2 separate regions of the Mus musculus genome follow, and region 2 is linked to region 1. Evidence: chromatin contacts called from ENCODE Hi-C data. All regions are on one chromosome and are shown on one strand. The core of a region is the stretch at or near the end of the contact, and the rest is flanking DNA. Distances in the headings are between cores, read along the strand shown. Region 1 has its middle 16 kb from the start of Gm19277. Region 2 holds the start of Fbln1 (fibulin 1).

Region 1 (3,794 bases), core at 755-3,254:
AGATCATGAGTGGCCAGGGATGGAACCTAGGGGAGAAGAAGCAATGCTCCTTGCTTTGCTCTAGCAGCTGGTCAGCTGGTGGTATCGGTCACAGAAGTTAGTCAGCTATGGGGTGAGAACACATATAAGAATTCGCAATGACCGCTATAACAACGGGCCATGGTCTAGGAAACTTGGACTTCAGAAATGAGTTTTCTTGCTGTGGGGAGTTGGGAAGCCGTGAGTGAAGGTGCAAGGAGCTGACGAAGCCTAGTGAATGTGTATCATTGACTTGAGCACGGCCATGGCAAGATCCTAATGCCTCAGGTCCACCGACATGCCAAAGCCTTCCCTGGGTTAAGCGCAGGAAACTGTCAATGCCTTCTCTTGGTCTGAGTACACAAGTGTCTATGAAGGACAGATGCTCCTCCTTCCTTCTGGGGATGTCTGCAGCCTGAGACTGGTCCCCTACAGGGACCGAGTAGCTAAACCTGTCTCTTTATGCAGTCGTATTCAACAACCCTGCCTCCTCCTCCGTTGAGACAGTGGATAAAATAAGTGTGCTGTGTTTCCAGGCTGCAGTCGGTGCTCTCCAGCAGAGCAAGCAGAGCCCGCCCTGCCCGCCCAGCCTCAGATTTTCTGTATGAGTACCTGTCCTTTCTTCATTGCTCATTGCCCACTCGAATTTCCAGCACCAAGCAGTGTAGGACGAGGCATCTAGCATTTCTAGAAAACAGAAACGATGTCTCCAGGGCTGGTTTCTTCTGAGTCCTTTTTTTTTCTTGGCTATTTATAGGCAGCCATCTTCTCCTTGTGTCCTTGGATGGATGTTGCTTTGTGTGTTTGTATGCTCTCCTGTCCTTGTAATGACAGCATCAAAATGGATTAGGACACAATGACCTCACTAAACATCAGTGCTTTACCAACTCCAAGTATGTCAGGTGCTAAGGTCCTGGGGCTTTGGATTTGGGTGGCAGGGGTATGATTCAGCCATTACAGCACACACACACACACACACACACACACACACACACACACACACACCATTTGGAGAAACAGGCAAGCATGTAAGAGGCACTGTTGGGGGTGTGTATCTATTTGGAGGGAGGACAGCTTGGCTGGAGATGTAAATCCAGATGTAAGGAGTTAAGATTAAATCAACACAAAGGAGAGGGAGGAGAACACAGGACCAATGTCTGGGACCCACGGGGTGGGGTGGGGGAGCAGATGGAGGCTGTGGCCATTGAATCAAAAGACCTGGAGTTAGGTAGAGTCCTAGGAAAGTCTAAAGGGAACGGTAACTTTAAGGCAGTGGTTCGTAACTTGTGGGTCACAACCCCTTTGGCACACCTCTATCTCTAAAAATTATGATTCATAACAGAAGCAAAATTATAGTTATAAAGTAGCAATAGGCATCATTTTATGGCTGGGGAGGGGGGGGGAGCTCACCAGAACACGAGGAACAGCACTAAAGGGTCGCAGCATTAGGAAGGTTGAGAACCACTGCTTTAAGGAGTGGTCTCCATGGATCCAATTTCTCAGCATTATGGCACGCACACCCACATATGTGGTAGCTCCGGAGTCTCTTCCTACCTGGATCTCATTCAGCTCTGTGTCTTCTACAGGATGGGACACAGTTAGGAGCAGCAGCTGAGTTTCATCGCCTCAGGGCCATGGCTTGGAAAGAGAATAAAAATAAAGATACAAAAATTGCTGCATCTACCTAGCAGGTATGGTTTTCTTGATTCACGAATCCAGCCCGCTGTCTGGGTAGGGCGAATCAATATGTCTTTGAACTTAAGATGCTCATGACTTCTCCCGGGGATTCTGAAGTTAAACAACACATCCAAATAGATAGTCTACTTGGAAGATTGAGAGAGAGAGAGAGAGAGAGAGAGAGAGAGAGAGAGAGAGAGAGAGAACTCCACCCAGCCTGTGCAGGCTTACTGCAGAGCTTGTTTGGCGTCCCAACATCCATTGGGATGAAGGGATTGATGCTTCCAGATGTTTCCAATCTTCTCCAGCCAGGAGTCTGGCTGGCCAACTGGGCCCCCACCCTCAGCCTGGCTGTCCACAGCCAGATGGACTTTCCCAGCTCAGTGTCTCTCACACCCACTGCAGCTCGGCCTGTGGCCTTGCCTCTTGTAGTAGACAGGGTCAAGCAGGCTCCTCTGCAGACTCTTCAGCTCTAAGATTCACTTTGTTGGGCCTCACTGGCTGACCAGGGTCTCACCATGAAGACCTGTCTATGTGGCCACTCTGAGCCATCCTCCCAGGCCTGTCTATGCAGCCACTCTGAGCCACCCTCCCAGACCTGTCTATGCAGCCCCTCTTAGCACGGCTGGTGTTGTGGGTATCCTAATGCCCAGGTGAGCTTGCTCCTGGTGATAGGACCTCCTACCTGCCGAGCCATCCCTGTGTTTGCGTGTATGTGGGCATGCTTATGTGTGTATGTGCATTTACACAGATGCACGTGCACAAGAATGTGCACAAGGAAAGCTAAAGTTGTTTTCCACGTTATTTGTTGAGGCAGGGTCTCTCACTGAACTACAAGCTCACCAATTTGGGTAGTGTAACTAGCCAGCTTGCCCCAGGGATGCCCGCTTTCCACACCTCAGGATTGCGGGTGGCCCCCACATTGGCCTGGTTGTCACTTGGGCTCTGGGAAATTGAACTAGAGTCCTTATGTTTGTGTGGTAAGCACTTTATCTGATGAACCATCCCAACAACTTTCTTTTTGATTTCATATTTTGAAAAAAAATTAAAATTGACAGAAAGTTTTGGAAAACAACACAGAGAGACTGTTTGGGGCAAATAGATGGATGTACTACCCTCGTGTCCGCCAGCAAGTGCAACTGGAAACCCTGGACACAGATTGACAGAGAGGTTGGGGCCAAGTAGGGACTTCCGGACCTAAGGAGGAGCCCAGGAAGTTACCATCCAGAACCACTCACTAATAGGCACAGAGTAAATTCAGCCAAACAGAGCTAGGACACTGCAGCCTACCAAGACAGAATAATGGCGTACTTTCACTAAACACAACAGTCAGAGGTGGGGAGAGACACCGAGGATGGGTTGGGACTACCACACGCATGCCATGTCCTGTGAAATGTCCAGACATCTTGTCAGTTGGCTTTGCAGAAGGCAGGGCAGAGAGCAAGACCTTCATTCCTGCCAGGGGGAACAGGTTCCTTGCCATGGCGTCAGTAGAGAGATCTCTCGCCTAGAATAGCAAGGCACTTTTCTCGTTCCTACAGGGATACAAGACTTTCATCATGTCCCCTGATGACAGAGCTGCCCCTCCACCAGCTCCATGGCTCTGGGCAGATAATGGTGGATGAGGCTGGTGGATCTGTCACTTCCACTCAGCAGTGACAAGGAGCAGAGCTCTCCCACCCTAGTGTATCAGGGACAACTGAGCAGGAAGGCTGGCCTTTTCCCCTTTTCCTGCTGTACAAGAAAGAGCCAGCTGTGGCGGGTCACTTAAATAAGATCCAGAGTCTCATATGAAATGTGAAACTGTTCAGGTTTCAACGGGAAAATCACTCATCATCCTACCAACTGCCAGAAAGATCGCGATCGGCGTGAAAAAGGACAAGAGATAGATATAGCCACAGGGCAGCGGGAATGGTGGGTTATCAGGAGGAGGTCTGGAGACCATGATGATATCAGCGGTTCAGAAGGCAATTACGTCTGAAAAAGAAAAGAAAAATAGAGCCCCGGCAAGTAATTGTAAATCACAAAAGGAAACAGATTCTATAAACAGAAATATAGAAAAATAGAAATCGTCCAATCAGAACAACAGAAGAAAGCCT
Region 2 (3,794 bases), core at 525-3,024, 34 kb after region 1:
GGGGCCTCCTGAACCACATCCAGGCAAACCCCCCCATCCTCTCTGGTGCCACAGCCTGTGAGCCTTTACAGAGGCTATTTCCTCTTCCCTCCCTCCCTCCCTCCCTCCCTCTCTCCCTCCCTTTCTTTCTCACACAACCTACTCATTCTTTTTTTCTTAAAAAGATTCATTTATTTCGTGTATATGATTACACTGTAGCTGTCTTCAGACACAACAGAAGAGGACATCAGATCCCATTACCATGTGGTTAATGGGAACTGAACTCAGGACCTCTGGAAGTGCAAGCAGCCAGTGCTCTTAACCGCTGAGCCATCTCTCGGGGCCCCAGCCTGCTCACTCTTGTACTCACTATGTAGCTGAGGGGATGGCCGTAAGCTTCTGAGCCTCGGGCTCTCATCTCTTGACTGCTGGAATGATAGCTTTTGCCAGGACACCTGCTTTATGTGCGGTTGGGGATCTGACTCGGTGCTTTGCACATGCTCAGAGAGCATTCTACAACCTGGATTGCGCTTGAGCTGTGCCTCACTTCTGGGAGGCCTCCTGAACTGAACTCAGTCAGCAGGCTCTTCCTCCAGCCTCCCTGGTCTCTCTGCAAACCTCTGGCTTCTCGCATCTTTTGAAAGGAGGTTTCACTTAAAGATAGCTAAACACAGTGGTGCACGCCTGTAGACTGAGCTACTTAGGAGGAGCTACCTAGGAGGAAGTGGGGGGTCACTGGAGTCCAGGAGGTCAAGGCTAGCCTGGGCAACAGAGCATGATGCCCCCTTCTCGAATTAAAACAGAAGGGCATATTTCGTAAATGAACACCCTGGTAAGTTTCCACACGCTGACTATGTTAAGGGACCTACTCCTCAGCTGCTGCCGCTGCCTCTACTCTGCCCAGGAACACCAGTCTCCTAACCTCTGACCCGCTCTGTCCTTTCTACAAGGAGACCTACACAGCCAAAGTTCATCTGTGGTTGGTCCCACTCTGCACCTTCCGAGTTTAAGGTCCTAGTGTGTGATTACGCCCCTGAGTATTCATTCACTGTGGAGGATGTTGGATGACTCCCACTGGACATTATGGACGGTCTATCTAGCGCTAGTCTGTTTGCAGATATGCACAATTATTCCAGCGGAGCCTAATCCCTGCGTTTGAATTGCTTGTCCCACGCAATCAGCTAACTGGGGTCCTATGGTCCTCCAAATTTACCTGTAGTGGGTTTGTTTTTACTTTAATCTTGTTGTTTGTATTTCCGGACAGTGTTTGTCTGTGTATCCCTGGCTGTCCTGGAACTCGATCTACAGAACTAGCTCAGGAGATTTTCCTGCCTCTGCCTTTGGAGTGTTGGGCGTGTGCCATCACATCCAGTTGAAAGTCTAAATTTTTTTGCATTTATTTATATTACATGAATGCTGGAAATTTGAGCTCAGGTCCTCTTGTCTTCACAGCAAGTGTCTTATCCACTGAGCCATCGAGCGAGCCATTTTCCCAGCTTTTAAAAAAAAAATTTTATTGTTCTTTTTTTTTTTTTTAAATAAATCAGAGAGTCCTCTAAACTGTCTGGCGGCTGCCAGGGAGTCTACACAAGCAGGCTTCTGCTGGTCTAGCCTACGGCTGCCCGCTATCCTGACAATTTAGGTTAGACACTTTTCACGTGACTTTCTGCCTGTAGGTGGGTGGCACGTCTCTGAGCTTTGCGCTCTGCCTGCATCCCCGCAGGAGAGTCTGGGTGGCGGCGTGCTCCAGCTGCGCAGTGCTGAAGGGAGGGTCCCCGCGGGCCCCGCCCCCGCCGCGCCTCCTCCGGGCGGGATAATTGAACGCGGCGCGCAGGAGCCTCGCGTTGGCTGCCCAGGCCTGGCTCGAGCGTGTAGCCGCTGCCCGCCGTGCCTTTGTCCGCCGCCGGAGCCCGCCAGCCCCATGGAGCGCCCCGTGCCGTCGCGCCTCGTCCCGCTGCCGCTGCTGCTGCTCAGCAGCCTCTCGCTGCTGGCAGCCCGAGGTAGGGGAGCCCCGGGCCCACGGCCCCGCACTAGGTCCCCACCCAGGCCCCAAGCTCCCTGGAAGTTTGCAGCCCCCGATGCTCCGGAGCGCGCGCTGCACCCAGGGGTCATCGCACGGTCCCCAGAGCTGCGTGGAATCCAGGCCCACGACCCCCCCCCCCCAATACTTCCGGCTCGGCTCCAATGCCCTCCTCACTAGGGGGACTTGCTTTAAATCTTTAACCTTCCAAACAGATCCTCCTGCGGGTTCACGAAGCCGGGTCCTCTGTTGGTGAAGGCAGATCGCCTGCTGGGCCGTGGGGGTGGGAAGTGCTCTGTACTGGAAGTAACTTTAGTGCATCTTTTAAACCGCCTCCAACCCCTACCCTCGGGGGTGGGGGTGGGAGGTGGGTGCGGGAGGAACTACTGCACCCATTTTGCCCCTGAACAAACTGAGACAGGAAGACAGAGATGGGGGCAGAAAGAAAACAGAAAATAGAGAAACATCCCAGAGGTTTGGGAGCTGGCCACCTCTTCCCTGCTGGTTCACCGTAGTAGCAGATTAGTGGCCCAGAATCACGTCCCCAGTACAGGAAACTTAGAATGGAGTAGGGTCCACCTAGGCTGTACTTTTCTCAGTCCAAAAGCTGCAAGGCCTGACGCAAGCACTTTACCTGTCTATCAGAGAAGCAATGGGGTTGTAAATCTATGACCTTTAACCTCTTGTGATTAAGGGGTTCTCAGAGCCAAGCCTGGCCCTCCTGGAGTCTTTGTTTCTGCAGGGGGCCCTAGATCCACACCACCTTCTTGATCTCTTATTCTTTATTCCTGGGTTAGCTTAGTTTCTTTTGAACTCTCTGACCCTTTTAGTCAAAAGGTCACTGGTTGTGATAACTAACGACTGGGAGGAGTCTTAGAGAGAGGCAGAGGGGAGGGAGAAGGGGCTGGCTGGTCCTGAATCCTGGAGGAGTTCTGGCTGTTCCGGGCACTGGCTACAGCCTTGGCACATCTTGGGTCACTTCTCAGTGTAGGAGACAGGGTGGGTAGGCTCATAGGCCTGAGTTGGTGCCAAGAGCTTTGCAGCCCCTCAGAGTTCAGGGAGGCTTCTTGGAGCAGATTGTGTGCTTGGACCAGAGATGGTGAGGTGGGTCTGTGGGCCAAAGAAGGCATTTGAATCCCTGCCAGGGAGAGTGAAAACCAGAGAGGACTTTTAATAAGGGAGGAGGCACACCCGTTGCAAATGGCAGGGACCTCTGATACCCCCATATTGCTGCAGAAAGGAGACAGGTGGAAAGATGTGGTACTCAGAGTCGTGTCTCCTAGAGTCACTCAGGCCCATTTTGTGGCTTGTAGGGGAAGCTGCCTTGAGTTTGGTTAGTTCAGTTTGGTATGATCTTAGAAAAGGGTTTGAAGCTGCTTGGTCCCTTCCTGCAGCCTGTAGCAAGGCCAGGAGACCCTGATCTCAGGCCCCAGAGAGCTGTGGGGTGGGCGAGAAAGCTGACATCTAAAAAGGACCTTAGGGAAGCCAGCCCAGCAGAGTACCCTGTTGGCCATTCACTTGTCCCCCATTGGCTGTGTATATATTTGTATATATATGCAGAAGAGCCCTGATTTTTTTCTTGCTAAGGGACAGAGTCAGCCCATGACTGTCCTGTGACTATCTGTCCTGTTGGGCTTGGCTGCCTCAGGACCAGCTGAGGGTGTAGGGAGCAGACGGGGTGTAGGGGGGTGGGGAGGTGTTGGGAGAAACAGTTGTGTTTTCTCCAAGGCTTTCTTGGCCTCTGGCTCCAGCTTGCAGTTTCCGACTGATTAAAAGAAAAGTCCTGTTGGGAGGG

The links. A loop is a pair of places that touch in the nucleus more often than their neighbours do.
Region 2: a map of heart shows a loop between it and region 1 (1.9-fold over the local background). The contact joins the promoter of Fbln1 here to the enhancer-like site in region 1. A Hi-C loop is called at or near these places in 2 of 37 maps with a recorded cell type or tissue (T-helper 17 cell and heart).

Annotation. Positions count from the first base shown.
Region 1 is chr15:85,170,232-85,174,025 of GRCm38, forward strand. No RefSeq gene overlaps it. Among named protein-coding and RNA genes, the nearest start is that of Gm19277, 16 kb to the left of the region's middle. Within about 2 kb of position 2,005, at least 1 of the 3 ENCODE cell types and tissues checked has a DNase peak (open chromatin) inside an H3K27ac peak, as active enhancers do; it is heart, where a contact is called at or near this core.
Region 2 is chr15:85,204,234-85,208,027 of GRCm38, forward strand. It overlaps Fbln1 (fibulin 1), which reads left to right and starts at 1,775. Exons shown (of 17, transcript NM_010180.2): 1 at 1,775-1,979. The coding sequence starts at 1,901.